Regions from separate parts of the Homo sapiens genome. Here region 2 is linked to region 1. Evidence: chromatin loops called from intact Hi-C (ENCODE). Cell type or tissue: dorsolateral prefrontal cortex. All regions are shown on one strand. Links, peaks and the distances in the headings refer to the core of each region. The heading gives the core; the rest is flanking DNA. Region 1 overlaps CDYL2 (chromodomain Y like 2). Region 2 overlaps CDYL2 (chromodomain Y like 2).

Region 1 (16,234 bases), core at 5,314-13,313:
AGGGAATGAACTGTTTCTGGCCAGGGATGGCTGCTCTGGTATATGGATGGGCAGAGGCTGTAGGCGTGGATGTCTTCTTTCTCTGTTCTTTTTTTTTTGGCCTTGCTTTTTGCTCCCAGAGACCAAGACATGTACTAGTAAACCCACAATTTCTCAATCCAGTGCCATGTGTTGGGAAGATATCCCTTCAGCAGTCTGCAAAATCTTTGATTGTAATCCTGGGTTCCAGAGCAATTGTAATTTTATACATTGTGCTGGTTTGGTGGGAATCTGTGGTGGGGATTATGACTGGTGATGAGTCTGTTTCCATTTGGACCAATGAAGAATTGAAGCAGAGGGAGAGGAGGCCCTGTGGCTGGCATGGTAGGGGCTCTAGGAGAGGCCAGCGCAGGAGGCTAATCCGAAGTGATGGAAAGATGCTTCAGGACTTCAAGGAAATTGGCAGGAGTTGAGGGGAAGAGCCTGAAGCTGCGGATATGCTGCCAGCCTTGGTCAGGTTGGACCCACTGCACGATGAGAGGTGTATATAATGTGGTCGCCGAGAGCATGGGATTTGGAGCCAAGATGCATTAGACCAAGTCTTAGCTCTTCTGTGCTTACCAAAGTCCATAACTTCTGGGTGCCTCAGTTTTATCCTCTATATAAAAAATAAGAAAATAAAATTACTTACCTTGCTGGGTTATTTTGGAGAGTTAATGTATAGGGATCAAGTACAGCAGCAGCTGGCCCTTAGTCATGCTGAATCAAGGTTAGGTGGTGATGGTGGTATGTTATCAGCCTGCTAGTGGAAAGGCTGAGGAGGAGGGGGTGGTCTCCCTTGCTTGGAAGGCCCCTCACTGCTCCAGTCCTTCTCATCTCTACAGGCTGAGTTTGCTGTCAGTTTAAATTGTCCTTTCTTGGAGGAGCCTTTGTGACTGTTCTGTTTGAAGTAAATCCATTCCCGCTGCCGTTGTTTCTCACAGCACCTTCCTCTTTGCCATCAGAGTACGAGTCCTTTTTTATTTCTATTTATTTTTTTATTTTTTTTTTATTTTTGAGACAGAGTCTTGCTCTGTCTCCTAGGCTAGAGTGCAGTGGTGCGATCTCGCCTCACTGTAACCTCCGCCTCCTGGGTTCAAGTGATTCTCCTGTCTCAGCCTCTGGAGTAGCTGGGATTACAGACATATGCCACCACGCCCAGCTAATTTTTGTATTATTAGTAGAGATGGGGTTTCACCATGTTGGCCAGGCTGGTTTCGAACTCCTGACCTCAGGTGATCCGGCCACCTCAGCCTCCCAAAGTGCTGGGATTACAGGCCTGAGTCACCGTGCCTGGCCCAGAGTGCTTTTTGTAATTTGTTACTACATATTATGTTGTGCTCCTTTTAAGGCCTGTGTTTCTCACTAGCCTGTGAGCCATGATGGCGGTCTGCGAGGTTTCTTGTTGCACGCTGGTGCCTCGCGTATCAGTGATCCTTGAAGAGTTATTGTATGCGTCACTTCCGTGAAGCCGTTTCCTTCCTCAGTATCCGTTCCTCTTGTTGCTGTTCCAATGGTTCATGCTTTGCTTGGCCCTGCCCTGTTCTAATAGCTTCTCACTGGCAAGATGTGGCTAGGAACTCAGGCTGTTGCAGTCAGATGAACTTGGGTTCAAATCTTGGTTAACCAGCTACTGACTGTGTGATCAAGGGAAAGTTACCTACCTTCTCTGAGCCTCAGTTTCCTCCCCTGTCAAATGAGAATGATGTCCAGCTGGAAAGCTGGGCATAAGATGAAATCTAACACCTGAAAGTGATTTACACAGTTCCTGGAACTATGCATGTACCAGTCAAGATGATTGTCATCAGTATTAATCCTACTGAGACAGCCATCCAGGTGGCATCCTGGCACTGGTAATAATAGCATCAGCATTTCCCTGCCTGCCACCTGCAATAGAGCAGAGTCTCACATTAGCTGGGATCATGGAGAGTAAATGTTAATGAATGATTTGATTGAACTCTGAGGAATAGTTCAGCATCTCAGATTGCTTATTTTTGAGAAAAGAAGCTGGTGGGGGTGTGTACACAGGATTTTCTAATGTCATTCATTCATTCATTCATTCATTCATATGTGCAAATAAAGGGAAGAGAATTAATTATTGTTTCCATTTGGAAGGACTGAGCTTCAGGTAAAGCAAGTGGCCTGCCCAGGTAGAGCGGGGGCAGAGCATCAAGAGACAGAGCTGCCAGGACCAGGGGTACCAGCTCTCTGTTTTTTGTTTGTTTTTGTTTGTTTGTTTTTGGTGTGAGGAGTTATGAGACAGTGCAGGAAGTTTGGAGGAGCTTAAAAAGGATTTCCCAGAGAGAGAATGTTGCAGTCATATGCAAGGTCAAGTCCTAAACGACTTGGGCTTTTTCTATCAACAGAACAAATTACAATTCAGGTTCTGTTTGAGGTGCTCCTGAGAAGAGGAAAAGAGTCAGAAACCTACACAAAGATGTATAGAAGATTAGGTCCTGAGAGATGCCGGAGATCAAAGTATGCTGGGGTATTTGGGAGCCAGCTTTCCCCTGAGTTTTTTGTGGTTATTCCAGTGTTTCAGGAAAAACAGTGTTTTCTGAACCTGCAAAAACCTTGTGTTTGTTTGCTTTTTTAAATTGGGGGTGAAACAATGTATATAAAAGCAGTTTTGTCAACTGAAGTTCATATGTATCGGAGTCATCCATTCATCTTGTAGTGATGCTTTTCCTGTATCTTAATTCTTTCAGTTTTTCTTTATTATTATATATTTTACCGATGGGGACACCAAGGCCAGAGAGGTGGGGTGACATGCCCAAGGTCATACAGATAGAAAATGACAGAGCCAAGGTGTCTTCCTCCACATACCAGGCTATTAGAGATGGTCCTGTTAATACTGCTCATCATTGGTATTGGGTTAAGTAGAAATTGTTGACAAGCCACCCAGTGGCTTTGTGAATGGGACCAGAGGTAGAAGAACTAGCCTTGATGTCCCCCATAAAGCTACCTGTGACTCTGTGATTGCAACCTCCAGTAATTTGGAGGGAACAAAACTAAGCTCCGCCTCCAATGTGGCCCCAAATAGCCATCTAGACCCTGCACCCTTGCTAACCTTCAGCTTTTCATGTAGCCCAACTATGCATAGCCACCTTCCATGCATGGAAGCACTTATCTAAGTAGGTATACTCTCTCTTCTTCCCATGGAGGAGTTGACTGTTTTAAGGGGTCATATTCTGAAAGGTGGAGGAACATTCTGTCTTTAGACACCACTAAGGTTTGTGGTCACAGGAGTCTATGCAAGATTACTGTGGAATGCAAACGTACATAGTTGTGTATTTTCCGCAACAACCCCAAGAGATAGGCGCTATACTTCTGCCTTGCTCTATGAGTCATCTGAGGCCCAAAGAGGTTTAATAACTTGCTCAAGAACACATGATAAGAGGCATAGCAGGGGATTTAAAACAGATCGTTTTGTTACAAAGCCCTGTTCTTAAATATTTTGCTAATGCCATTTTGATAAGTGTCATCTATTAATCTATCCATCCATTTATGAACCCACTTCTGTCCCCACCTTTTCATCCATCCCACATCTGTCCATCCATCCATCCAGCCAGCCAGCCAGCCATCCATCCATCTATTCATTTATTTATCCATCTAGTCACCCATACATCCTACCATCCATCTATCCATCTATCCAGCCATCTATTCATTTATTTATACATCTAGTCACCCATACATCCCACCATCCATCTATCCATTCATCCATTCATCCACCCACCCATCCACCCATCCATCCATCCACCCACCCACGCACTCATCCATTGTGTTGGCTATTTGTCTAACATGGTCCTCCACTTCATCCTGGGGAAGAAATTTCTCCATCCCGGGAAGTGAGCATATATTGTCTAGAGCTGGAGGCTTCCATGAGAATACACCACATCCCTTAGCTCCCAGGAAATATCTGGGCGCTGCTGCTGTTCCTAGGTTGGTGTCCTCACAAATGCTGCTGTTTCAGGCAATGTCAGATTGCTTACTCTCTTTCCTCCCTCAGTAAACCTGTAGAGAGTTTCTCCCTACAATGTTCACAAAAAGAGCAAAGCTGCAGGCTCTTCCAGAAATCCTTGGCGTTCTGAAGCATTATTACAAAGGAATACTCAGTAACTCCATTCCTTAACCCAAAGGTTGGATATTGGATTAGTTAGGCATGATTTTACTTTTTCAAAAATGTTACAGAGTTTGTGTATTATATCTAAAAATTATCTAATAAATCTAAAAGACCTGTTCCCAGGACGTTTAATAAGGAAACAAATTTTGATAGCCAGTTTGGATGGAGATAAATTAATTAAGGAAACAATTTAAATTGTCTATGAAGAGGCAGTATTATAAAGAGGCAGTATGGTCTAGTTATTTGCATATTTATTAAGTGCAAGGCAAAGAAAGTGGTTTAATTATTTTGCATGACCTCTGTTGTGCAAAAGCCATTGATGAGACAATCCCACTTTTCAAAGTTTTTTCACTTTTTAGGATTAAAATTCTAAACATACTAAAATTCAAACACGTAAACATAAACATCCATATAAATTACCCCATGTATTCATTACCCATTTTCAACAATTATCAACTATGACTGTACTCACCTTTGCTCACCTGTTTTATTTTTCTTTTTGTAAGTTTCAGAGGCTTATTCCTGACTCGACTTAATTTTATTGGGTCAAAATTCCATTCTAGAAAAGCATATTATATTGATATTGAAGTAGAATAAACTTTTGAATATAACTGCTTACTTTTTCATTGAAATTTAGCATTTGGAGGGTACAACATTGGGAATTTTCCACCTTCTTTTAATTGAAAAAGTTTCAAGTCTACAGCAAAGTTGAAAGAATACTAAATGAACCCTCACATACCCTTCAGTTAAATACAACAGTTATTAGCATCGAGACTGGCATTTTCCGAGTGTATTTTTCCACGGGATTACATAAAGACAAGGGAGGTTTTCTTGCCTTTGAAGACATGTAGACAGTAGCTCATGGCTTTAGGGCCTGACACATAAAGGTTCAAATCCCACCAGTATCGCCTGCGAGCTGTGCATGGTAGGCGAGTTGCCTTATATGCAATATCTTCATCTATCAAATGGAAAAATAATAGTGGTGTACACCCACAGGGACATGTGAGGTGCATAGTAGGTACTCAGCAAATGTTACCTATCTCTTTGCCTCCTAGCTGTGCCTCTGTGTTGCAGCTGGGGGAGCTGTGTGGGGAGAGCTGGACATTTTCAGTTCAAGTCCTTTTTGGTCACTGTGGAAGATTTTTGCAGTTAAGAGAGTTAGTATGGCCTAGTGAGTAAGAGAATAAGTCTGAGGTGAGAGTGGTTCAAACCCCAGTTCTGCCCTTACCATTCTGGAACTTGGTTAAGTTACTTGGTCTCTCTGAGCCCTCGTTCTCTGACTGTAAATTGGGGATAGAAAAATATTTACTTCATTGAGTTTTTGTCCACGAGAAAATGAGATGGGAGAGTCTATGCCCAGCATTTAGTATAGTGTCTGGCTCATAAGCACCCAGTGAATGTTAATGATCATTGGTATTGTTATAAGTAAGGATAAATTGGCATAGTACCTCCCATATAATTGCTCAATAAATGTTACTTATTATAAATAAGGATGAAGAACTCACACCAAATTGGTCTTTAATAGCCTGCATCTACTTTGGTGCAATGAAAAGAATAAAGATCTCTTGTGAAACCTTGCAAGGCAATTTCAAATAAAAGTAAGCCTGGATGGACATGTGGCTACCACCAGCTGGGCGTGTCATCTAGCGTCATCATGGGAAATGGCTGCATGTGCCTTAGGTTCCATCCAGTGATGTCGTAAAATAAACCAGCCTTCTTGAACCCTCCTGCCAGTGTTGGCTTCTGGCATTGAATGGCTCGTGGCTCACCCCCTGGCTAGGGTAGATGCCTCTATCCCAAAGGCTTTATGGTGTTCTTGTTGCCTCGAACTGAGTTTTTTCCTCCCTCTCTCTCTGTTTTCTGACCCTCTCATCTTGTATCGCAGGTTGAAAGGATTGTAGACAAGAGGAAGAACAAGAAAGGAAAATGGGAGTATCTTATCCGATGGAAAGGCTACGGGAGCACCGAGGACACGTGGGAGCCGGAGCACCACCTCTTGCACTGTGAGGAGTTTATTGATGAATTCAATGGGTTGCACATGTCCAAGGACAAGAGGATCAAGTCAGGGAAGCAGTCCAGTACCTCCAAGCTGCTGCGTGACAGTCGAGGCCCGTCGGTTGAGAAACTGTCCCACAGACCTTCAGATCCTGGAAAGAGCAAGGGGACCTCCCATAAACGGAAGCGAATTAACCCTCCCCTGGCCAAGCCAAAAAAAGGGTATTCAGGCAAGCCCTCTTCAGGAGGTGACAGGGCCACCAAGACGGTGTCTTACAGGACTACCCCCAGTGGTTTGCAAATAATGCCCCTGAAAAAGTCTCAGAACGGGATGGAAAATGGGGACGCCGGCTCTGAGAAGGATGAGAGGCACTTTGGAAATGGGTCCCATCAGCCTGGCTTGGATTTGAATGATCATGTTGGAGAGCAAGATATGGGTGAATGTGACGTGAATCACGCTACACTGGCGGAGAACGGGCTCGGTTTGTAGCTTTTCTTTCTCTTGGGTTTGGCTCTGGCCATGGCGAAAGGGGAGCTCTGCCTGTAGCCTAGGGACATACATAAGACCCCCACCTCCATCCCCGTCTCTTAGCTAGCCAGCAATTCCCCCTTCATCTCTCTCACCTAGAGCTTTGTGGACTCGGTCGTAGGCCCATGTTGGTTACAGACCCTCATGCATGTGGGGAGGCTAAGCCTCTGATGCTCCAGCCAAGGTCTGGAATGGGTCCAAAGTTCCAGACTCTTATTTCAAGACACCCAAGGCCATGGTAACCCCTCTAGACCCACTTCCCTGAGGGCAGCTCAAGTCCTCACCCCCAGGACCCAAGACACGTGTCCTCAGCGGGCCAGTGCCTCCCAGGGCACAGTGCAGAGCCCTTGCTTGCAGCCTCATCATGCCCCCAGCAGTGTAGCCCAGAGAGGTAGGGTCTGGGTTGGGGTCCGTGCCGTCTTCTCAGACACAGTGTGGACTTGGAGTTCACCACGCCAGTGCCTGTGCTGGAGCCTCTTGTCCTTCTGCTATCTCTAGGTTGGATGATTGACCTATATTAGGTCCTGTCTTAGTCTGTTCAGGCTGCTGTCACAAAACACCTTAGAATGGGTAATTTATGAAAAATGGAAATCTAATTTCTCACAATTCTGAAGGCTAGAAGTCCATGATGAAGGCACCAGCAGATGCTGCATCGGGTGAGGGCCTGTTCCTCTTAGCTGGTGCCTTCTGTGTCCTCACATGATAGAAGGGGCAAGGCAGCGCCCATCAGCCTCTTTTATAAGGGCCACTAATCCCATCCACAAGGATGGAGCTCTTATGACTTAATTACCTCCTAAAGGCCCCTCCTCTTAATGCTGTGACTGTGTTGTGGCTTAGGTTTCTTCATATGAAATTTGGCAGAACATAAATGTTCAGACTGTAGTGGGTCCTAAATGCTGTCTTGACCTCATCCTGCACTAATTCTTTCGATTGGCAGCCTCTTACTCTAACACAGCCTGCATATGTTGTGTTAGGTTATGGAATTCCTCCTTTTTCCAAAGTCTCTGTAGGCAAAATTAAGGAAACAGGAGGTGATGACCCATGTAGTTCATACTCCCAAACATGAGATTTCCTGTGTGGTCACATTGCCCCTTACCTGAGTCCTTCATGGCATCAGTCTTTCAGGTTAGCTGCTTGTGCCAGTTATGTGCAGTCCCTCACTTCTCAGACACCTGTGTGTCTACCTGGTGGCATTTGTCTCTTTGGCTGCCAGAGACCCGAGCCTTGGAATGTCCAGAAATCTTACAGGAGTGTGGACAACCATTGCCCAACAGGGCAGGGCCATCAGATTCCCTGATGAAACCAGGGTGCGTGTGGAGACCGGGATGCTTGGATGCAGGGGGAATGGTTAGAAGGGCTCACAGAAGGTTGGGGTGATGAGGCCAACACACTTCAGTGTGACGATGGTAGATTTGGAGTCCAGAACGTGCAGAGCTGGCTCCCCTGCAAGAGCTTGCTGTCTTTAGGTACTCTTGCTGAGAAATCTGAGCAATCCGTGTTGAGGCTCCTCTTTCTCCAGAGAGAGGAATTTCACCCAAACAGGATTTACTTAGCATCTTTGCCCCAGACTGACTCACGTTTCCGTCTCGGGATCCCTGACGCTGACGTGACTGTGCCTGTGAACATATGTAAAAGCTGTTTGTTTTAGAAATTCATCTCTCGGGGAGAAGTGGGCTCGTGTAAATGGGGCTTGGCATAAACACCCGTGTTTGATGTTGCTGTGACGGCTGCTGGCGGTGGCGGAGTTCCCTGTCTCAGGAAGGGTGGCGAGGGGAGATTTTGTGGCCCTTTGGGTGCAGGGGCAAGGCTCTGGCGGGGTTCCCTGCATTCCAGCTGTTAGCAGCTCCCTGCCCTGCTCATATGGGGCAATCCCAAGAGTAAAGCATGAGGGAGGAAGATTTGCTGACTGTAGCTGACAGTCTGCAGTGTGAAGGAGAGAAGCCAGACTCATAGAGGGGTCTACATGAGGGTGTGCCTCTTGTGCTGTGCAATCTTCTGCGGTGAGGCAGAGCTGCGAGCTCTGTGCTCTTCACCCTTCGGCTTTGCTGATGCCCCCTGGTCCATGACCTGGTGATAAGGCATGGTACCCCACAAGCAGGGAAAACAGGTGAGGGCCAACCTGTTGAGATCCGTTGATTGTCCTGTTAGCTCCAAAATGCTATTCTAGACCTTTCTTGTCTCTCTGATCTCTTATCTTCCTCATATTTGCCTGACGTTGTGTGTTCTCTACTCCCACTTGAGCCAATGCTGGCCTCTATTTTGTTCTGTTTTGTCTGTTTCAAAAGGGCCCTTTTGCTTAATCACATCCCATAGCACTGGTGCCCGTAAGGTTAAGGCACTGGTTCTCAGATTCTGCATGTATTAGATTATCTGGCAACTGATGAGAGATGCAGATCCCATGGAATCTGATTTCCTAAGTCTAGGGTGGAGCCCAGGAGATGGACTTGTTAACAAACTTCCTGGGTGACTCTACCGCATTTTGAGATGAGCTTTGTGGCCAAATGTGTGGGGGGTGGGACCTTGAAGTTTCACATCAGGTGTCAATTTAATTCAATTCAATACTGATTTTTTTTTATGACTTCCTAAGAGTTATTCACCATGCTGGGTGCTTGAAGTAGAGTAATGAAGAGATAGGTATGGACTTTTCCCTCTGAAACTTATAGCTTCCCTCTGAAACTTGCCAGGAAGTTGGAATGCCGGCCTCTGGCCCCATGCTGAGAAGGCGCCCGAGGCTGGCTCCATGGAAGGAGTAACACATATTACATACATGTGCATGGCTTCACCATACCCACAATGACGTCTTCTGTGGTCACTCGTGTGATAATTGTCCCAGCCACCATCAGCCTTTCACCTTCTAGTCAGAACTAGCTTGTTAGCCAGGTCTGGGGGAACTGGGAAGAGGAAAAGACTGAGAATCCTTGCTTGAGAGAGAAGGAGAGTGTTGAAGAGAGTGGTTTGAGGTTCCTGGACAAGACCCAAGACAGGGGATGCCGTGGTTCCAGAATTTTTCAGCAACAGGCCAGAGGTGTAGTCCAGCAAAACGTGTTTCCATGTGTGTTTTCAGCCAGAGGGAAGCTTTGCTGAAGCCAGTGTTCAGGCCCACGTAGCCCTGAATGTCCTCCTTCTACCCTCTTCCCTAACCTCACCTTCCCTTATCTGGACTAAAGGATCCAGTCTCCAGGGGCCCAAGGGTGAGCACTGGGGGTTTGCAGCACAAAGGAGGGCTCATCTTAGCCCAGCAGAAGGGGTTGGGGGATCCTGGCTGCAGTTGCACAGCATTTGTTTTGGGGGTGGGCTGTTGCTTTTTATATGGTTTTAGCTTCTCTTTGGTGAGTTAAGGTTCTGCATACAGAACAGCAACTTATGTAACATGTTACTCATTTACTGCTGACTTCCCTGATCTACTGTGGAACAAATGCTAAATTGGGGCTCCGGCGGGTGGTGTTTTGGTTTCAGACTGCGCTTTTTCCCCAGCAGTGTTTGTGGGGCGTGTGCAGCAGTTCTACACTGCTCTTGATTCTGAGTCTTCTCTGATAATGAGTACTGGCTTTGTGGTCCGGGGCCCATCTGCCTCAGTATCTCTTGGGGAGCTTGTTAAAACGGGCTGTATCCCAGTTGAATGAATCAGGATCTCAGGGGGCTGGAGGGGTGGGTTCTGCACGTTCATGCTGAATTGTAACAGCCACAGGTGTGTACAGGAGCTCCAGCAGATGTGTTTGGTCGTAAGAGATGGTTCATAGATCCATCTGTTGGTAGATCCATCTTTACTCCCTGGATTTGAAGCTTGTGAGAAGGAATGTGATCTGGTCCTTCAAAGTTTTAAAACCTGTCATAGTTTCTCTGCCTTGCTTGCAGTTTCTACTAGGCATCTCTCTCTTTTTTCTAAAACTACGCGAGTTTCATCGGTACAGAAAAGCTGGTGGGTTTGCTAACCCTTGCTGTGGTTCTGCCTTGGTGAACTGCTTAGCACTCGTCTAAACAGGCCAAAGCATCAGTGTTCTATGGATTCACACGAGCCTTTACTCTGTGAAACGTCCCTAACTAGGAGCCATCGTTTCTCTTTGAGCCCTAGAATAGCATAAAGACTTGCAGCGTTCTCCAAATTACCAGGAAGGTGATGAGCATCACTGTTGATGCCAGTCTTGTGGCCCCATGTCCACATTTCTGAAAGGACGTTTAAGATCCTTTCCTTGCATCTTGATGACTGTTGTCTGCTGCACAGACGTTGCATCTCACACATTGCATGATTCAGTGTTTGCAGAATTATCTCTACCATTGAACGAGTCATTCCACACAACACACACACGCAACATTTGCCATTTTCTCTCCATTGATCTTTTAAAATCGTCTCAGCTTTCACTTCTAGAACATTTGTTTATCTCTTCCTACTCACTCTTTCAACATGATTATCATTTTTCCCTTTATTGATTATAATGGATAACCATGTTTTAAAGGCAGTTGGAAACTAAGCGCAAGCAATGGGAAGTGGCCTATGGCTTTTGAGAATCTAGGGGCTCCCAAACATGGATCCGGCGTCAGAATCCCTTGGAGGGCATGTTGAAACACAGACTGTTGGGTGTACCTTCAGCATTCTGATTTAGTAGGTGTAGTGTGGAGCCTGAGAATCTGCACCTCCAGCAGAAGTTCCTAGATGCTGCTATTGGTCCAGTGAGCCCAGTTTCAGAACTACTGCTCTAGACTAATGAGCTCCAAGATGGCGGAGATGAAAATGCAGATGGTGTTGTGCCTGCCAGGTGGTGGTATTGAGGAAACTTGAAGTGCTTGTGCTCTGCACCTGGAGTTGGCATTCATAAGACTTTGTAAAGAGAAAGTTTGTGAAATGAAAAGCTGTAAGGTTGAAAGTTTTAGAGTATAAGTACTTCCCTGAGATGAGGCCTTGGAGTTTCCAAAGTACCTTGTGTGATCCTCATGGCAGTCGTGAGAGGTAGTTTTTCTACCCATTTTACAGAGGTGGAGACCGAGGTTACAAGTGTCCAGGTTGGAATTAGGAGAGAAACTCAGGCAATTTGACTGCAAATTTAACTATAGAGCTGGCCTCTATACCACGGCCCAGCTGGATTCCAGGCAGTAGAATTTCCCCAAGCCCTGATTACTGACAGAGACATTTTGTGACTGGGGGAGGGTCAGGAGTGCTTGGTGGTACAGGATGTACTTCTTTGACACCCTCCTTGTTTGTTTATTTATTTATTTATTTATATATTTTTATTATTATACTTTAAGTTTTAGGGTACATGTGTACAATGTGCAGGTTAGTTACATATGTATACATGTGACATGCTGGCACAATGCACCCACTAACTCGTCATCTAGCATTAGGTATATCTCCCAATGCTATCCCTCCCCCCTCCCCCCACCCCACAACAGTCCCCAGAGTGTGATGTTCCCCTTCCTGTGTCCATGTGTTCTCATTGTTCAGTTCCCACCTATGAGTGAGAATATGCAGTGTTTGGTTTTTTGTTCTTGCGATAGTTTACTGAGAATGATGATTTCCAGTTTCATCCATGTCCCTACAAAGGACGTGAACTCATCATTTTTTATGGCTGCATAGTATTCCATGGTGTATATGTGCCACATTTTCTTAATCCAATCTATCATTGTTGGACATTTGGGCTGGTTCCAAGTCTTTGCTATTGTGAATAGTGCCGCAATAAACATACGTGTGCATGTGTCTTTATAGCAGCATGATTTATAGTCCTTTGGGTATATACCCAGTAATGGGATGGCTAGGTCAAATGGTATTTCTAGTTCTAGATCCCTGAGGAATCGCCACACTGACTTCCACAATGGTTGAACTACTTTACAGTCCCACCAACAGTGTAAAAGTGTTCCTATTTCTCCACATCCTCTCCAGCACCTGTTGTTTCCTGACTTTTTAATGATTGCCATTCTAACTGGTGTGAGATGGTATCTCATTGTGGTTTTGATTTGCATTTCTCTGATGGCCAGTGGTGGTGAGCATTTTTTCATGTGTCTTTTGGCTGCATAAATGTCTTCTTTTGAGAAGTGTCTGTTCATGTCCTTCGCCCACTTTTTGATGGGGTTGTTTGTTTTTCTCTTGTAAATTTGTTTGAGTTCATCGTAGATTCTGGATATTAGCCCTTTGTCAGATGAGTAGGTTGCGAAAATTTTCTCCCATTTTGTGGGTTGCCTGTTCACTCTGATGGTAGTTTCTTTTGCTGTACAGAAGCTCTTTAGTTTAATTAGATCCCATTTGTCAATTTTGGCTTTTGTTGCCATTGCTTTTGGTGTTTTAGACATGAAGGCCTTGCCCGTGCCTATGTCCTGAATAGTAATGCCTAGGTTTTCTTCTAGGGTTTTTATGGTTTTAGGTCTAGCGTTTAAGTCTTTAATCCATCTTGAATTGATTTTTGTATAAGGTGTAAGGAAGGGATCCAGTTTCAGCTTTCTACATATGGCTAGCCAGTTTTCCCAGCACCATTTATTAAATAGGGAATCCTTTCCCCATTTCTTGTTTTTCTCAGGTTTGTCAAAGATCAGATAGTTGTAGATATGCAACGTTATTTCTGAGGGCTCTGTTCTGTTCCATTGATCTATATCTCTGTTTTGGTACCAGTACCATGCTGTTTTGGTTACTGTAGCCTTGTAGTATAGTTTGAAGTCAGGTAGCGTGATGCCTCCAGCTTTGTTCTTTTGGCTTAGGATTGACTTGGCAATGTGGGCTCTTTTTTGGTTATTTATTTATTTATTTTTATTTTTATTTTTATTTTTTTGAGATGGAGTCTCGCTCTGTCGCCCAGGCTGGAGTGCAGTGGTGCAATCTTGGCTCACTGCAAGCTCCGCCTCCTGAGTTCACGCCATTCTCCTGCCTCAGCCTCCCGAGTAGCTGGGACTACAGGCGCCTGCCACCATGCCCAGCTGATTTTTTTTGTATTTTTATTAGAGACGGGGTTTCACCGTGTTGGGCAGCATGGTCTCATCTCCTGACCTCGTGGTCCGCCCGCCTCAGCCTCCCAAAGTGCTGGGATTCCAGGCGTGCGCCACTGCGCCTGGCCGACACCTCCTTGTTTATTGATAGATGGGTATGGTGCTTCTGAGCCTGAAACGCTGTGACTAACTCCATGCCACTCAATCTGAAAACCTAGATAACATCATCACTTCCATAGAGAAATACAACTCAACAAAACAGCCTAAAGGAGGGCTAGAAAGCCTGAAGAGAGAAATAACTATTAAAGAAATTGGGCCAGGAGTGGTGGCTCATGCCTGTAATCCCAGCACTTTGGGAGGCTGAGGCAGTGGATAGCTTGAGCCCAGGAGTTCAAGACCAGCCTGGGCAACATGGCGAAACCCTGTCTCTCCAAAAAAATACAAAAATTAGCCAGGTGTGGTGGCACATGCCTGTAGTCCCAGCTTTCCAGGGAGCTGAGGTGGGAGGATCACTTGAGCCCAGGAGGTGGAGGCTGCAGTGAGCTGTGATTGTGCCACTGCACTCCAGCCTGGGCGACAGAGCGAGACTCTGTCTCAAAAAAAAAAAAAAAAAAAAAAAAATACATTGAATTGGTTGTTAAAAAGTCCTCAGAAGAAGTAAGAAAGGAGGAACACAAGGCCCAGAGGGTTTTGCAGGCAAATCTAAACGTTCTAGAATAGATCATCTGACCACACATTCTAGAGCAGATAACCCCTCCCTTATCCAAATGATTATGGAGAACAGGAAAATGGGAAAATACTCCCAACTCCTGTGACGAGGTCAGTATGACCTGGATTTCCAAACCAGACAAAGAGAGGAGGAGAAATGCAAATTACAAGTCAATCTCACTTCAGAATGCAGTAGTGAAAGTCCTGAATAACCTTCTGGGCTTATTATAGTTCCCTTGATACTTCCTCAAAACTACGACTGTTTCAGAAACATCTCATTCCTTGCCCTGAACTTGACCCCAGTTCATTGCCTTTAGAATCACCACTGCTTCTCTGGGTGAGGAGCTTGTCCCAGAAGAGGCCCAGGGAAACTGGTTCAGGAAGGCTCTGACTGTCATCGGCAGTGGCCCCACACTATCTGGTGAACCACTGAGAGGTCAGGAAGGGTGTTCCCGGGGCAGCCTCTTGTCAGCACAGGTATCCATGTATCCACTTCCCTGAGCCCAGCTGTTCTTCCTGACCCACTTCAAGTACCCACCCCCAGGCCAACACACTTTCACTAACCTTTTCAATTTTTAAAAGCAGATGATTTTTCCAAGTCAGTAACAACAAAAACTTGAGGGTTTTTTAATCTTTTGTCTTTCACAGGGTGGCAAGTAAGGAAGGTGTGCTAATGAACTAACTTAAAACCCTTTGATGTGGTGGTGTTAAGACCCTGTCCAACTTGGCCACCGCCCTATGCACATGGAAAGTGCCAGGCTGTGATGGGAAATCCGACTCTTTAACCAGGAGCAACTTGACCTATGGCAGATCCAAGGGGAGAATCGATTCTCCCCGCTTGGCTCCTGAATTCTGGATTTGATTTTGGTGCCCAGAAGAGGATGATGGAGTCTTGACCACTGTCAAGGTTTAGAAACCAACTAATTGCTTTTCCTACCTGCTCAGCTGTCGTTTTCCTCCCTCAATGTCCTTAGGAAAGTCTTAGGCACTGTTTGCTCATGGCTATCCATCAGGGGACTTCCAAAAAGGGTATAGTGGGGGAGTGGAAGCGATCCTCCCCAGGAGCAAGCAGTAAGCGGGTACAGTGTCTGTAGAGGGCTCCAAAACAATAATAAAACTTCACCTCCTAATGTCGGTGAAAAGCCGCTCTCCTTATTGAGGGTTCCAAAACAATAATAAAACTTCACCTCCTAATGTCGGTGAAAAGCCGCTCTCCCTGTTGAGGGTTCCAAAACAATAATAAAACTTCACCTCCTAATGTCGGTGAAAAGCCACTCTCCCCATTGAGGTGGATCCCAGGGCCTTCCTCCACCCTGACTCCTCACACAAAGCAGCCAGTCTTCATGAATGATGATGATAATGGTGGCAGCGGTGGTGGTGGTGGTGATGGTAGCAATAGTAGCTAACATTTCTTGAGGTCTTACTGCAGGTAACGCCTAGCTCTTTGTATTTGATCTACTAAATGTGATTTAATTTCCTCAGTGGTTCTCTGATGGAGCAGTTTAACAACATAGCAACATAACAAGGTTACCTGGGATCAACCTTGTTTATAGATGGGGAAGCTGAGGCTCAGCAAGGGTAAGACACAGCACTGAGAGAAGGAATTAGGGTGTGGTGCCGGGTCTGGGGATGCTGAAGCTGTTGGGGGTCTGTGACCAGTTTTGTAAATGAAGAAAGGTACTTCAGGGATTCAGGTTGAAGCCAACAGACCTTTCCCAGATGCCAAGGGCATTGTTCTGGCCAACACCCCTGGGCCTGCCTTTGAGGCATCTTCAGTAGTATCAGAGATGCTGACTTGGCATTCCAGGGAGGTGGAACCTCTGGTCCTGGTGATTTTCCTTAGGGCCTTAGATTAAAACACACACACATGTATGCATGTACATACACATGCACATATTCACATCACAGATGTACACATCACACACTCATGCACACATCATATATACACACACACC
Region 2 (16,234 bases), core at 4,007-12,006, 57 kb before region 1:
TGCTGAGATCCTCACTATGGGGTGGTTCATGCAAATAAGGAACATCGACAGGTGGTGGGCCTTTCCCTAATTTTCTTGAAATTTTGTTTTGTTTTATTTTGGCCTTTCTATCTTTTGTTTTATTTTGTTTTGCTGATTTTCTTTTGAGTACAGAGAGAGATTTCTATGCCGTAAGAAAACTGACAGCACACAGATGATGATAAATGGCAGCCAACCCTCAGCTCTGGGGACACAACAGGGAGTACTGGGGATTGTGGCAAACCCAGGAGAGGTAGTGGCTTTTGAAATCCAGCCAGTTGTTACCATATTGGAATATAGTCCTAGGGCTGCTGATTTGCAGTTCTATTAATTTTTTTTTAAAGAGAAGAGAAGCTGGGAATCTGGACTTTAAGTGAAGTCTGCAAGTTGTTAAAGTCTGCTCAGTTTTTTAAGCAAGCTCAGCCAACAATAATGGGTTATGATAAAAGCACAGTGTCCTAGTGAGTGGTCTCTATGTTGTGCCATATTGCTGGAGAACCTCCTGCAGCCTCACTGGTGTCCCTCCCCCTGCCCCACACCCTCACACCTGCAAAAGGGGGCCTTCTAAGCTACCTGGTAGTGTTCTTTCCTGGATTGTCTAGTTGTTAAGGGAAGATCCCGCCTGGGCTGTCTGAGCCAGGAATTATTCCCAGTCTGTCTTGGGCACTTGGCTTCCTTTGCCCTACATTCTTGGGGTTACTTTTCCTGTCTTCAGTACTGATTTAGAACAGTCAGAAGATTCCAGAATACTTGAGAGGATGCAAGGAAAATTGCTCAGAATTCACACTTTAGAAATCTGGCTGTAAGAAGAGAACAAGAGGTCACTACTGGAGTCGGTGCCAAATGGAACATTTCGAGCTTGTCTAAAGAAGCCTTTTTCTTCCCACAGCACAATTCACTACTGAATTCATAGCGCTTGGGATTATAAAGTCAGATCTCCCTGGGTCAGCAGGATAGGATAATTTGGTATCAATTTATTATGTTCTCAGCCTGTGCTTTTGCTCAGACAGAGTTGGATTTTAGTCCCCCATCATTTGCGGATTGTCATGGGAATGGGGAGTAATTGCCCTTATTTTCACGCAGGTACAGCCCAGCATTTTGTGCAGGTACCTGTTGGAGCCCAGGGGAGAAGGAAGGTCTCGGGAACAGAGCTAGTCTTCTGAGGTTTGCTTCCTTTCCATCCACTCTTTACATTCCAAGGACCTGTGTGTGGATAATACAGAGACAAGTGCGAGCTTTACCTTCTGCCTGCAGCAGCCTTGCTGATTGATAGCAGGAGGGGGTATCCTGACAGTCACAGGGCTGTGTAGTTGGGTCGCGGCCACGTGTTACTTCTTGTGGGTGAACCAGTGGTGTCACTGGTACCCCCTGCCCTTCCCTGTCTTCTGGGTCAAGAGGGACAACATAAGTGGAAGGTCGCTGGAGAAACCCTTCCAAGCTGTCCTGGTCATAGGGAGGATTGAATTGACTCCAAATTTCTCCAGAGGCATCACAGAGCAATGCTATCATTGTGGTATTTTGCTACCAAAAGCTAAATCTAGGGCAGAAATCACCTCTTGCTCCAGGTTGATAACTTGCGCACTGTCATCTCTTTGTGGTAGTAGTAATAACAACAATAATTATAACAGCTGACGTTTACTCACTGTGTTCCTACAGTACACAGCCATCATTTGAAGTGTTTTAATCCTCACACCAACTCCATGAAGGGGGTACTGTTTTTATATTCTTTTTAGGGATGAGGAATTGAAGGCACAGAAAGGTCTGGTGGCTTTCTCAAGGCCACACAGCTAGTAAGTGTCAGGCTGGGATTATGTACTGCGGGCACTCTTGATTCCAGTCTACTGGACTGCTTGTTGCTGTGGGTATTTGAGTATTTATGTGTTTCTTTTGGCTCCTGTTTGCATGGTCACTGGCTGTCATAGGGAATGGTGATCGGCTTTTCCAGTTGCTCAGGTGACACAGAAGAGGTTGGCTGGTGTCATGGACAGCACATGGGATTTGGAGTTAGAAGGTCTCAGTTAAAAACCCTCAGGCCCCTGCATTCTAGCTGGGGGACCCTCGGGCAGTTTGCTTGAACCTCTCACCTTGATTGGTTTGTTGAACTTGCAGGGTGCTAGCAGCACCTGCCCCCAGCGTGGGGGAGTGGTTTTGCAGATTAAAGTGTTGTGAATGCACTTCCTCGATGGAGGGCCTCTAGCACCATGGTTTCGTCATCCTGTATCTGTCACTCACCCTGTAGGTCAGGGGTTTTTCACATTTGTGGCATCAGAGAGACCCTTAGGTTTCTGTTTACAGAGGCATCCCAGGCCTAGGGGAGACAGGTGGCTCAGTGGCACTGGTTCCTACTGCTAGGCTTGCAGAGCTCACTGCAGGAGGACTGTGGGTGGGGATCCAGGACTGTCCACTTCCTTCTCCTGGGGGACATGCTGCCAGCTGTCACAGAGATAACATTACCGTTCTGTTCCTCTGTCAACTGGAAGAGAGCTTGACCAGAAAATTCCTTTGCTGTGTTGACCCATGCCACTAAAACCTTAGTTTGGTGGAGACCCCTATATGGCCTTTGACTGTAGGTCTTACAGAGCTGGAATATTACCTATCACATGGGCAAGTTGCTTAACCTCCTAGAGCCTCAGTTTCTTCACCTGTATTTTGAAGACAATGACATTTTCTTGTAAGGTTGTTGGGAGGATTAAATAAAATGATGGAAATAAAGTACCTTCTATAGGGTGCTCCTACATGCTAATTTCTTTTTTTCCTTCTTTTGGTCATCACCTTGTTGCTTTCTCAGGTCAGGAGGTCTGAACAGGGCTTCCTGCAGAAAGGATATCTTCATGGTGTCAGTGTAAAGCTGGTGTTAAAGGATGCAATGTGTGAAGGGGAAAGAAATCTCTGCTTTCCAGAGCTGTGCTATGGTTAATAGAGTTGCTTAGGGAATGGGGAGGTGAAAATAAAGGCAAAGAGGAGCAGGCCTAGGGAGCAGGATGTCAGCAGTACACATGTGCTAACCAGACCCAGCGTGTGTTCCCCAGGGCTCCTGCCTTTTCTGCGTCTCTGGACTTAGAATCACACTGATCTGATCTCAGTCTTTTGCTGCTTCTGTGTAGCTTTGATGAGTTGCTCTAACTTCTCTGTGCTTCAGTTTCTTTATTTTCCAAACAGGAATAATGATACCTAATTCCTGGGGGTTTTGAACATATTAAATGGGTGAATAAATGAATGAATGAGTATCAGGTGTCTATATGACTCACTCCAGTAGGGAGGTTCCCTTTTCCCTTTGCAGAAGCAGCAGAAGAGGCAGGAGGAATAGTACAGTCCCACCACCACCGCAACCACTAAGTGATCTCTTTACCACTTACTGGGTGCCAAGCCTGTGTTCAGGCACTTTATCAGCACCATTTCTTCTGGGGAGACCAGGATGTTGCTTTCAGTTCTTACTTATCTTCATCCTTAATTGATTTTGAAGGGGTTAAATTAAAAAAAATACTAAAACAATTTGAACTGATATATATTATAGAAAATCTTGATGGACTGAGATGAAAGGGGCAAAAAAACCCCCAAAAAACAAACAAACAAACAAACAAAAAACAGAGAAAATAATCTTACTTGCATTAAGATGACAACAAATTAAGATAGAGCTCACAATGTCTGGGGTTTCTGGGGGCTAATGCCAATCCCGCTTCACTGGGATGTAGGTGAGACCTGTGGCTACACAAGTTTTAAGAAACATCTCTCCTGACCCATTCATACACCCCAGTTCCAGGTTGAAGTGCTGCTACTTCTGTTAGAGCTGATGAATCACTGCAGACAGCTGTGGGGCTTTTTGTCTGTGGTTCCTTGAGATTTAGACTGCAAATAAAGACTTTCACACTTTGTGACTTCTTTTGAATTCTCTCTATTTTATAAAACGAAGAGATTTTAAGAACTTAAGAAGATAACACTTTCTGGTTTGAGGGCTCCCTCACAATGTCTGCGCTTACCATTTAAGGTTTTACTTCTGGGAGCAGAAGTATTGGGTTTTGCTGTGTAATTGTTTCCTGTTTTATTGAGGGCTTAACATGGAACCTGGAGGTTTGCCTACCATGAAGTTGATGTTCAATACATGTAAGTGGAAACAAAAATGACGACATGCTACCAAAGGAAGGTTTTGTGATTTAGACCATCAATGAGTCCGTCCGTCGGTCCATCCCTCCATACAGCCATCCACCCACCTACCCACCCACCCACCCTCTTACCCATCCATACATTTATTCATCTTTGTACTCACCTATCGATTCATCCACCCATTCATCTACCCATCCACCTATCTGTCCTTCATTTATTCATCCATCCATCCATCCATCCATCCATTCTTTTTCCATCCTTCACCCATCTACCCACTCACCCATTCATATATCCACTCATTTATCCACTCAACCACCCAGTCTTTCATTTTACATCTGTCTATTTGTCAGTCCATCCATCTGCCCATCTATCCATCAATCCATCTATCCATCCACCCACTCACTCACCCACCTACCCTGTCACCCATCCATACATCTCTTCATCCATGCACTCACCTACCCATTCATCCACCCTTTCTACCCATCCACCTATCTATCCTCCATCCATCCATCCATCCATTCATCCATTCATTCTCCATCCATCCTCCACCTATCTACCCACTCACCCATTTATATATCCACTCATTCATCCCAACCCACCTACTCTTTCATTCATCCATCTATTCATTCGTTAGTGTATCCATCTATTCATCCATCCATCCATCCATCCATCCATCCATCCATGCATCCATCCTCCATCCATCCTCCACCCTTCTACCCACTCAACCATTTATATATCCACTCGTTCATCCCCTAACCCACCCACTGTTTTATTCATCCATCCATCCATTTGTCAGTCCATCCATCCATCCCATCCATCCATTAATTCTGTCAAGTGAATATTCTGGAATGTGTTTAATCAATCCTTGTTGTTGGACATTAGGTAGTGTTAAAGTGTTTCCTGTTGATGTTGATGCTTCTTTAGTGACATCTTAGTGGTTAAGAGTCTGGGCTAGGTAGGCACACTGCCTGGGTTTGCATTCTGACCCCACCTCGTATTGTGTGACCTTGGATGATTCTTGATCTCTGTATATCTCAGTTTTCTCATCTGTAAAAGTAGAGATTACATTAGGATCTGTTTCTTATTTTTTAAAGGGTTAAAATACACAATCCATTTGAAGCATAGAACTGTGCCTAGTAAGTGCACATGGTTCCCATAACGTGGTGATGTTGAAACCTTGCACATTGTTCTGGTTATTTCCTTAGGCTGTTTTCTGAAAGTGGAATTACTAACCAAAACATGTAACTCTTTCAAAGGTTTTTCATGGGCGTTGCCAAATTGTCCTTCAGGAATGTTGTAAATTAGTCCAACATTAACAGCTCCCCCGTATGAGAATGCCCATTTTACCTGAACATCTGCCAATGCTGGGCGATTATTTAATTTTTGCCAATTTTGTGAAAATTGCCAATTCATTTTTTTCAATACTTTTATTACTGGTGAATTTAAATATCTTTTATTTGTTTACTGGTGAATTTAAATATCTGTTGTTTGTTTAAATATCTTTTGTTTTATTTATTTTATTTAGATATCATCTATTACCCTCACACACTTCTTTTTCGTGACCTTTTCCATTAATATGTTCATCTGTTTCTTAGATCATAGAATTCATTTCAGTATTAAAAATAACTTTACCACCTATGCTGCAAATATTTTCCCCATAATGTTTTTTTAAAACCTAGATTATGACACTTTTTGATATATGAAAATTTAAAATGTTTAATAAAAGCTTTTATGTTTTTCTGTAAGCCTAGACCTTGTCTGTCTCTAAATCACAAGTGTGTGTGTGCATTTTTTTTTTACATTTAATTCTTGAGGTAAATTGGATTCATGTTGGTTAATGATATAAGGTAGGCATTTTATAATTTCCCTTTACTTAACCAGTTGTCCCAATCCCACTTTATTGAATCTAGAATCTAAAATACCATTTTATTATATATAAAATTCTTATACACACATCTTATATAGTACATGTTATATATATATTATGTATATATATGTTTCTGGGCTTTTTATGCAATTTGGTTTTTTGTCTATGCTTACTTACTACCTTATTGTAGCTTTATTTTTTAATAATTGGCAGTAGAAGTCTTGAATTCTTTTTTTGTTTGTTTGTTTCAGAAATTTCTGGGCTATTCCTGTTTGTTATTTACTTAAAATAAACTTGTCAAGTTTAAAAAATCCAGATGGGGTTTTGATTGAAATTGCTTTAAGTTGAAAAAATTAACATGTTTATAGTAATGAAACTTCCCATCCACAAATATAGAAGTGTCTCTATTTGGTAAAACCTCTTTTTTTTTTTTTAGTGTATCACAGTTAAGTTTTGTGGATTGCTTCATTTAATCCTGCACATTTCTCATTAAATATATTTCTAAGCATTTTCTATTTTCGTTGCCTTTATAAATAGACTTTTTTTCTACTATATTTTCTCACTGGTTATTACTGATTGTTGATTAGATCTGTATTTGGGAACTACACATCTTTCTGAATATTTAAATTCATTCTAAAGTATTTCAGTTCATTCACTTGGGCTGTGAAGATATATGACTGTGTATGCAAATAATATTTTAGAGATTCTTTTGTATAGATCACTTCTCATTTTTATTTCCTGCCTTATTGCATTGGCTAGAAGTTCTAAACTGATATTAAAAATAATGGTTTTGAATGTCAGGCTTGAATTTTTAATGCTGAAATTTTGTGTACTACAGAACTTGGATGGGTGGGTGGTCATAGTTGTACTTTTGAATTAGGCCTTTTAAATGGTTCTCAAATACATATGTCTGTTCATATGTCTGGCTGTTTCTATACTCACTTCACAACCTCCTCCACCGTAGAAGTGAAAATAAAGAATGAGAATATATCTCAGTAGGATCATGGGCTACATGATGGAAGTTTTAGTGGGGAAAACAAGTGGCAAGTTTCATCCACTCTGGTTTTTGGTGCATCTTCCTGGACGTGCTCATTCCACAGAGCAAGGTTAGCAAGGAACACTGAACTGACAAACTTGTCCATGTGGTTGTCAATCCTGCCCGATTTAGTCAGCCTCTTTTTCTGAGTTAGAGACCTGTAAGTAGCTTTTCTGTCTTCTGTAATTTCTCTCTGCACCCGTCCCCTCCTCTGGCACCCACCACCCTCCACAGCCACATGGGGAAGACCCTAGCAAAGACAGTGACATTGCCCCCAAGTCGTTTCATCCTGGGCATCAATGTACGTGACTCAGCTTTGTGCTCCACAGACTTGGGCTGCTTTGTTGGTATAGCCCAGATCAGCATTTCAGGTAATTGGGCTGTAATTGGCCTGCCGTGGACAGCAGGTCCCCAGTGTGAGGCTTCTGTTTTTGGGGAGTTTCCCTGATTGGCAGGGAGTAAGGCAGTGACCTCTCTGTCTCTCTGAGAGCAGCGCTTCTATGACTCATTCTGGCTCCCACCTCCCACACCTGAGCTCTGAGCTGGTGCGTCTTGTTCCATGGGCTGGTGTGGGTGGCGGTGTGGATGGCAGAGCAGGATGCCAGCACACTCCTGGGAGGCAGTGCTAGGGTCTCTCTGGTGTGCTGGGTGCTATCCTGGGACTGCTGGTGCCCGGCTGCTGTGTGAATCTGCCCCGCTGGGGCTTAGCTCCTGATCTTTTGTCCTATGACACCTCCAAATTTCTCCCTCCTTCCCACTGACATTTCTTTCTTTAGCTCTTGCATCTCCCCATTCTATTCTTTTTTAGATTGTGATAAAATACATATAACATAAAATTTACCATCTTAACCATTTTTAAGTGTGCATTTCCGAGGTATTAAGTACATTTACATTGATGTGCAGTAATCACCACTGTCCACCCACAGAACTCTTTTCATCTTGCAAAACTGAATCTCTGTCCCCATTAAACACTAATCCCACATTCTCCCCTTCTCCCCCAGTCCTTGGTAACCACGATTCCACTTTCTGTCTCTATGAAATAAAATACTCTAGGGACCTCAGATAAGTGGAATCATACAGTCTTTTCATGACTGGCTTATTTCATTCAGCGTGACGTCCTCAGCGTTCATCCATATTGAAGTATATGTCAGAATTTACTTCCCTTTAAAGGCTGACTATACTCCATTGTGTGTGTATACCACGTTTTGTTTATCCATTCATCCATTGATGGAAAATCGGGTTGCTTCCACCTTTTTCACCTTGTGAAATACTCCTCTGATCTTTTACAGCTGAAGACAATAGTGGTCAAAGCATGTAGCGCTTTTTTTACAAAGTTGTTCCTATGAATTTTCACAAGAATTAGAAATTTGCCACTATCATCATCTCCATTTTATAGATGAGGAAACTGAAGCTTGGCGAAGTTAAATAATTTGCCCAAAGTTACCTTTAAAAAATAGCTTAACTGAGATATGTTCACATACCATATGACTCACCAATTGAAAGTGTACAAGTCAGTGATTTTTAGTGTATTTACAGAGTTGTGCAACATCACCACAGTTAATTGTAGCATATTTTTATCACCTGAAAAAGAAACGGTATACCCTTTAGTTATCACCCGCCTATTCTTGTGTCCCCACCTTAGCCCTGGCAACTGCAAATCTGCTTTCTATCCCTATGGATTTGCCTATTCTGGAATTTCATATGAATAGACTGGCACAATGTATAGTCTCTTGTGTCTGGCTTTTTTCACTTAGCATAATATTTTCTAATTCTCCTAGTTGTAGCATGTAGCATTAGTACTCATTTCTTTTTGTTTCCTAAAATTCCTTTTTTTAAAAAAAAAATAGACATGGGATTACTGGGTATATACCCAAGGAATTATAAATCATTCTACCATAAAGACAGATGCGCATGTATGTTTATTGCAGCACTATTCAAAATAGTAAAGACTTGTAACCAACCCGAATGCCCACCAGTGATAGACTGGATAAAGAAAATGTGGCACATATACACCATGGAATACTATGCAGCCATAAAAAAGGATGGGTTCATGTCCTTTGCAGGGACATGGATGAAGCTGGAAACCATCATTCTCAGCAAACTAACACAGAAACAGAAAACCAAACACTGCATGTTCTCACTCATAGTGGGAGTTGAACAGTGAGAACACATGGACACAGGGAGGGGAACATCACACATGGGGCCTGTCGGGGGGCTGGGGGCTAGGGGAGGGATAGCTTTAGGAGAAATGCCCAATGTAGATGACAGGTTGATGGGTGCAGCAAACCACCATGGCACATGTATACCTATGTAACAAACCTGCACGTTCTGCACATGTAACCCAGAACTTAAAGTATAAAACAACAACAACAACAACAACCAGTCCCTAAATGCATTAGAAAAAAGAATCTCTCCCATGAGGCTGGGCATTCTTTAGAGAAATGGTTCTCAAAGTGTGGTTCCCAGACCTGGGGACTTGGAAATGCAGATTCTCAGCCTTACCCCAGACCTACTGAATCGGAAACTCTGGATGTGCAGCCCAGCCATCTGTGTCTTAACAAAGCCTTCACCTGATCCTGATGCACACCAAAGTTTGAGAACCAGTGCTTTGGAGAAACTTGCCAAGAAAGAGACAAAGAGAAAACCACCACCACTAGCAGCAGCAGCAACAGCAGCAACAACAGTCCAGGCAACAGCTGGTATGAAGAGCCATGCTCACGGTACCTAGAGCAAGGTACAGTTTAATACAGTGGCTGAAGAGCTCACGCTCTGCAATTCTCACAGCCCTGGGTTTGAACCCCAGCTTTGGTACTTGCTGGCTGCCACTTCCCTTAACCCCTGAATCTGCAAAATAGGGATAATGATTCCTCCCTTTTAAGGTTGTTCCAAGGACTCGGTGAGACCTTACCTGTAAGGCACTTAGCACAGAGCAGCACATTAAGTAAAAGCCACTATACCAGAAAGGAAACTCAAGCAAATCCATCCTCTGCAAAAGTGTTAACATCTCTGTGAGTTCAACATCCTGTGGAACAGCAGTCTACATGGGGTACTTACACACTGGTAGGTACAAGCAGACTTGGTCTGGGGGCATGGATAGATTTGTGAGGCTCAATTTCAAGATCCTCAGTTTTCCTACAGGCTGTCCTGAAACTGATCTGCCTGCAAAGGGGGCATGAAGCAAATTCTCTTTCCTTGTCTTCTCTTTCCACAGGAGCCCTTCTCCCACGTAACAAAAGAAAGGCAGAGTCTCAGCCATCCCAAATCTGAATACGATGCATCATGTAATATAAATTTCCAGGGCTCCAACAGAGGATAAATGGAAATACTGAGGTTGTGAACAATGATTAGATAATAAATCCATGTGCAAGTGAACAGTTCAAATGACTGGGTAACAAGTCCTTATCCAAGTCAAGTGGTTCGTACATAATTGAAGGAAGCCCTAATTGGGCTGTAAGTTGATAGATCATTAAAAATAATTTTTGATGATTAAAAAAATAGAGATGACGTCTCACTATGTTGGCCAGTCTCATCTTGAACTCCTAGACTCAAGTGATCCTCCCACTTTGGCCTCCTAAAGTGCTGGGGTGACAGGTGTGAGCCACTATACCCAGCCTTATTTTCTGAGATTACTTTTTGAACTCAGACATCTGAGTCCACAGTCCCAGTGTTCAGCCACATTGCTGTCCTGTCTCCTCCTTCAAACATTGTATACAAGTTCATGTTTACCTGTTGATATCTTCCCAGCTTCCCCTCATATTCAAGAGACTGGGGGTTCAGCTTTGTACCTCTCTTGCTCACTGTCATGTTGCACATAAGGGCTTCGTAAATTAAAAATTAGTAACTTGAAAATAAGTGCTTAGTCTGTTGAATGCTGTGTGTTGGACAGTGTTGCAAACTAAACTCACGCAAGGAGTCACTTGTGTTAGTATTCTGTGCATGATGGTTACGTATCGTGTTTTGCCGTTAGAAACGAGAACAGACAAATGAGAACATGTTCGTTAAAGGGCTCTGAAACAGTGTGAATTATAAATGTATTGATGGTGGGGATGTGTCACCATTTGCAGTTAGGTTCAGGAGCTGATGAACAACCCACGAGATGGAGGTTTGCACACAGTGGCCTTGGGCCTGTGGCCAGCTGTGACAGCTGGGAGTTCCACAGTCTCAAGGTCACTGGCCTATGTCATAAAAGGCTGGTTACTGAGGACAAGCTGGGAAGGTGACCCTTAGTCCAGCGGATGGAGCCACCTGGGGTGAGGAGTAATTACTTGCTTGAGGCCCCTGAGCTACTAAGTGCAGACCCGAGTCTCTGTGATTCCTAAGTGCCTGCCTTGCCCTGCTCTCTCTAGCCTTGGATGTGGACAGGCTGTGTTGGAGGCTGGTTAGGGACCAAAACATTCTCTGAAAGTAGGAGCTGTTTGCAGCTCCCTGACTGCAGGTTTCTTTTGAAGAGGCAATGCAAATGGAAGGGGTGGTCTGAAAGCAGTGCCATGGCTTCAGAGTACTCTGTCGAGAGTCCAGTGATTATTGCTATGTGGTCCCTGAGAAAAAAAGGTCTATGCACAAAACTTCCCGGAGCTTTTCTAGAATAGACACCAGAGCTCTAGTTGGAGCCTGGGGGCCATTCCCTGGGGGTCTGGGCTGCCTCTGAGAATTCCCTCCCTTCCCTCTAGCCAGATCACTGGAGCCTTATAGTATCAAACATGGGGATGGTATTAATCACTCACATTCAGTGAGTGCCCATTCAGTGCCAGGCACGTAACTAAGTGCTTTGCATCATTTAGCTCATTAATTTTTGACAATGTCGTGGTTATTATTAACTTCATTTTACAGATGAGGAAACTGATGCATAGAGAAGGGGAAAACTTGTAAAACTCTTTAAGGATGTCACTCAGACTGTACTTTATTTTTCTCAGAAAAAAATTTAATTTATGTAAAGACTCATTGTAACATGGAGTAGAGACAATATGAATTTTCTTTGTGGCTTACTGGCAAATACAGTAGCTTGGGCATGATCTATTCTTGGTTGCCATGTTTCTCACTTTTGTGGTTCATCTCACTTTGTTTATCTAATTGGAATCTCTTTTTCTGCCATTATTTTGTGTTCTTCTGAGAAGTTCTCACCCTTGAGGGTGGACAGAGGTAAGCAAGAGGCATGGCTGGGAGAAACAACTAAGTATCAAGGAAGAAGTTAAGGTTGGGAGATAAATGTGGCTTTTGTGATGATTTGACGCAGGGCACCTTCATGGAATTGATGAAGGAAACAGAGGAGGAAACTCAGTGCTCAGGGATCACTGGGAAGCCTTTGAATGGAGGGGCATCAACAGCATCATAGCCTGGGAGGACCAAGGATTGTCAGTCATTGGACCATATCGTGGTGGCAGGTCCATTATGACTTCTAGCTTTAAATTGAAAACACCGTAGCAGCAGGTTACAAAATTAGGAACCAGTTCTAGAGGGAATGTGTAATAGTATGTGGCAGTGATCCATTCAACACCTGCATTTCCTAGAATGCATTCCTAAGCTTAAGCAGGTATATCTGTGCTCCCAGGGCCCAACATGGTGTCTTTCACATAGTGGGTGCTTATGCAGTAAACCCCCTTGAATGAGTAAGTTCAAGCCCCATGCCTTTAATTGTCAAATAGGCTGACTCCCTAGGAGAAAGGCTTCTCCTTAGCTGCCTTCCCAAACCTGCTTCCCTATTCTGAGTTTCTCTCCAGTTGCTTTCCACCTAGATGTCCTCTAATTACAGCTACTCTAGATCCACACCATGTCTGGTTTCCAAATCTTCCATCACCCTCAATGCATTAGTCTTTAGTGTTGTTGTCCTCATGGCTCATGGATCTGTCTTAACTATCTCAACCTCGTGCCTATGGAAAGTGTTCCTCAAAAACTTCATGGTACAGACACAAAGATGATTATGACCCCGAAGTCCTACTCCATGTAGCGTGGCTACCATGGTTCTAACTTGAAATCTCCTTGCCTTTCCCCGGCCCCCAACCAGGAATATGCAACAAGATTTATATATTGGCCAAATAAAGTCTCTGGGTAACTCTATTGAAATACGGAGCTTTGCATGATGGGATTCCCTAATATAGTCCATCAGAAGATAACTGATATGAGATGCCCATCCAAGTATCTAAAGGAAGTATGGGGTCTTGGTATTACTAAATTCCTTGACTGTAACTTTTTATAGATTTTCTAATCTGTTACCTTAATTCCTGGCAATGATTAGTTAGCAAAGCCAGTTTCCCATTCAGAATAATTTCTGAAAGGCCTTGTGGGTCTTGCCATGAGGAGTAGACTTAATCCTGTTGGGGAGTCATTGCAGAGTTTTAAGAGGGCAAAAAGACAATACAATTTATATTTTAGAAAGCTCATCCTGGCTTCTGAGTGGAGATGAGATTGGAGGAAGGAGATTGAAGGCAGAAAATGAGTTGGGAGCCATTGCAATAGTTCTGGTTAAAGGCAATCACTGGGTCTGTGATCTGTTAGAAGAGCTTCTTCTAACATCCTGACAGTTGCATCACTGCATTACTTTATCTTTAGAGCACCTATGGGCAGCTTCCTTTGTGGTGACAACTGCTTTACTTGAGTTTATTGAGAAAGCACTTGCGAAGAGGCACATCCAAGATACTTCATTTCCTCTTGCTCAGGCATTTCTCCATCTTGGCATAGTGATGATGTCCCCAGGGCAAGGGGACTTAAAAACTGCAGCTTCCTACTGCGTATAAAGAGAGGACACAGATGTCTTCAAGGAAGCCTCCATAAACCTGTCCAGGGAACCTTGGAGAATGTCCAGAATTTTCAACATTTTTGGAATGTTAGTATAGGGCAAAGCCGTTGCAAGCCCAAATGGCAAGATGAAACTATTCACAGTGCTTCTACAAGATATATAAAATGATTTCCAACTCATTCCATCCCTGACCGCTCCCCAGCCTGCTGCAACTATGGCCCCTTTGAGATTCTTGGGGTTACTTGAAATGCACACAGTGGAGATTCTGCAGTAATATTTAAGAGCTTTTTTTGACCACTGATTTTGTGAATCCAACTTCTTTGTCTCCTCCTAACTCTATACTTCTCCCAGGGAACTGCCTCAACCTTGCCCACAAGAGACATCAGCTGTTCAGGGTTGTGGGGTAGAAATGGCTGTAGAAAGAACGTTATCAGTAGATATAGGCTACATTGGCTTGTTGCTATAACAGTCACTCTTTTCTGTGGATCTTTGAGTCTGTTTTGATCAATGGCTTTATCACATCTTTTGGGACACTAAATAGATAATGATACTTCACGACACAATTCAAAATAATTAAAAAATAATAGATGTGTGTTTATGTGTGTGTGTATTTTCCATTCATCAACTTTCCCAACTTGACCCTTGTTTAGAGAGGTTATAACCAATCCAAAGAAAATGTGCAGACCTTAAGAGAGGTTAGTGTTGTTTTTGGTAACAATTGGAATAAAAGGAAATTCTTACATCACAGTCTGCCAATTCAAAGTCATCTTCAAATCTCATGTAATGCCCGGATTCTTAGGCTTCCTTGTAAATGTTTTCATACATTAATCTACTTAGTTATTTCAGGTATTTTAAAATTGTATTCATTCTTTGGTAGGTAAAACATGCTCATGGTACAAAATTCAAAAGGAGCAAAAGGGTAAATAGGTAAAGTAGTTCCCTTCAGACATCTCCCAGACATAACTAGAGTTAGTTACCAGTTTTGTGAACTTCCTTCCAAAGATATTCTGTGCATATTCAAGCTTATATGTTTATAGAGAAACCTTTTTTTCTTGTTTGGGACACTGTGTTTTTTTCCGTATTGCAACCTGTGGCAATCAGAAGGCTCTTTCCAACACGATGACTAAAAGGGCCTCCAAACTTGAGTGTAACTTTTTATGCAAGGGACATACCATATGTCACCGAACCCAAGATAAGAGGTCCCACTAAGACAGAAAACTGTGCAGCCCATTAAACTATGATACTCTCTCAGTTGTAGAATGTATCCTGATTTCAGAGATGTTAAAATGTGGAAAAAGTGTTTTCATCATCAGTGAAATGTGGTACTTCATGTTCTCATTATTCAGTGTCATCCACACACTGTCATCATTATGGATTTCGTCAATAAAAATGATGACTCTCATAATTTGCATTATGACTGTCTATTTAATTCTGGAGAGAAAAGTGGCTGTGAATACAGAGCCTTGCACTATCCTTGGCCAGAAAATTTCTATCCTGTTTCAATCTGTGCTGACTTTCCTTGCGGCCTAGTGCATCTCTGTCACCCTGGATCCCCTTCACCATCAGCTTGGGGATCTTTTGCCTTTTTTTTTTTTTAACTGTGCTGCATCTCTTATGTGTTGGGTTTCATGTATGCTCTTTGTTGATTTATATCCTTGTTATGGTGGAGCACATCCTCAAGTAGATTCTTCAGAGAGTTAGATGGAAAGTTAACCTTTAGAGATTTCGCATTTCTGAAAATGTCTTCATCCTGCTTTCCCATCTGATTGATGATTTGGCTAAGTATAGAATTCTAGGTTGAGAATCATTTTTGTTAAGATTTTGAAAGATTGCTTCCAGTGTTCAATGTTGCTGTTGAGAAATCTGAAGCCATTCTGATTCCTGGTTCTTCCACTGTAAAACTATTTTGCTCTCCAGAAGATTTCACAGTCTTATCTTTGAAATCCCATTCTGAATTTTTATAGGGATATGTGCTGGGTTAGGCCTATTTTTGGTCATTGTGTGGGGTTCCTGGTGGGCTCTTTGAATCTGGAAACACATATTCTTTGTTGTGGGAATTTTTCAGAATTATGTTATTGATTTTCTCCTTTTTAGTTATCTGTTCTCACTTTTTTGAACTTTTGTTATTCAGATGTTGGATTTCTTGGTCCTCTAAATTTCTTGCATTTCCTCTCCTGTACTCCTTCTGATTGTGTTACTGTCTTATATTTCAGAAGATTCCTCAATTTCATCTTCTAATCCTTCTGCTTTTGCGCTGATGTTTTTAGTTTTCAAGAGCTTCACTTTTTGGTTTTGTTAATATTCCTTTTTTATTTCATCCTGTTCTTATTTTGCATGTCAATTGTTTTCTCTTGTCTCTGGAAGGATACTTATTTAATAGCTTTATGGAAGTATAATTTATGTACAACAATTTGTACATATTTAAAGCATAACATTTGATAAGCTTTGACATATTTTACCTGGGAAGTTGTCACCTCTG

What was found. A loop is a pair of places that touch in the nucleus more often than their neighbours do. Peaks named below come from ENCODE experiments on the same cell type or tissue, not always from the same donor. Only the 100,000 strongest peaks of a DNase experiment are listed, where the experiment ranks them.
Region 2: a loop joins it to region 1, with 4 times the contacts of the local background. A loop is called at or near these places in 1 of 110 quality-filtered maps.

What each region holds. Positions count from the first base shown.
Region 1 is chr16:80,674,922-80,691,155 of GRCh38, reverse strand. CDYL2 (chromodomain Y like 2) reads left to right here. Exons shown (of 7, transcript NM_152342.4): 2 at 6,027-6,618. Among named protein-coding and RNA genes, the nearest start is that of LINC01227, 110 kb to the right of the region's middle. In dorsolateral prefrontal cortex, for the core only: no CTCF peak of the experiment used is centred there; DNase peaks (open chromatin) are centred at 8,275 and 10,125; H3K27ac peaks cover 4,698 bases.
Region 2 is chr16:80,731,030-80,747,263 of GRCh38, reverse strand. The region is part of intron 1 of CDYL2 (chromodomain Y like 2); the gene reads left to right. Among named protein-coding and RNA genes, the nearest start is that of CDYL2, 65 kb to the left of the region's middle. RefSeq lists a silencer at 7,438-7,597. In dorsolateral prefrontal cortex, for the core only: no CTCF peak of the experiment used is centred there; a DNase peak (open chromatin) is centred at 7,573; H3K27ac peaks cover 563 bases.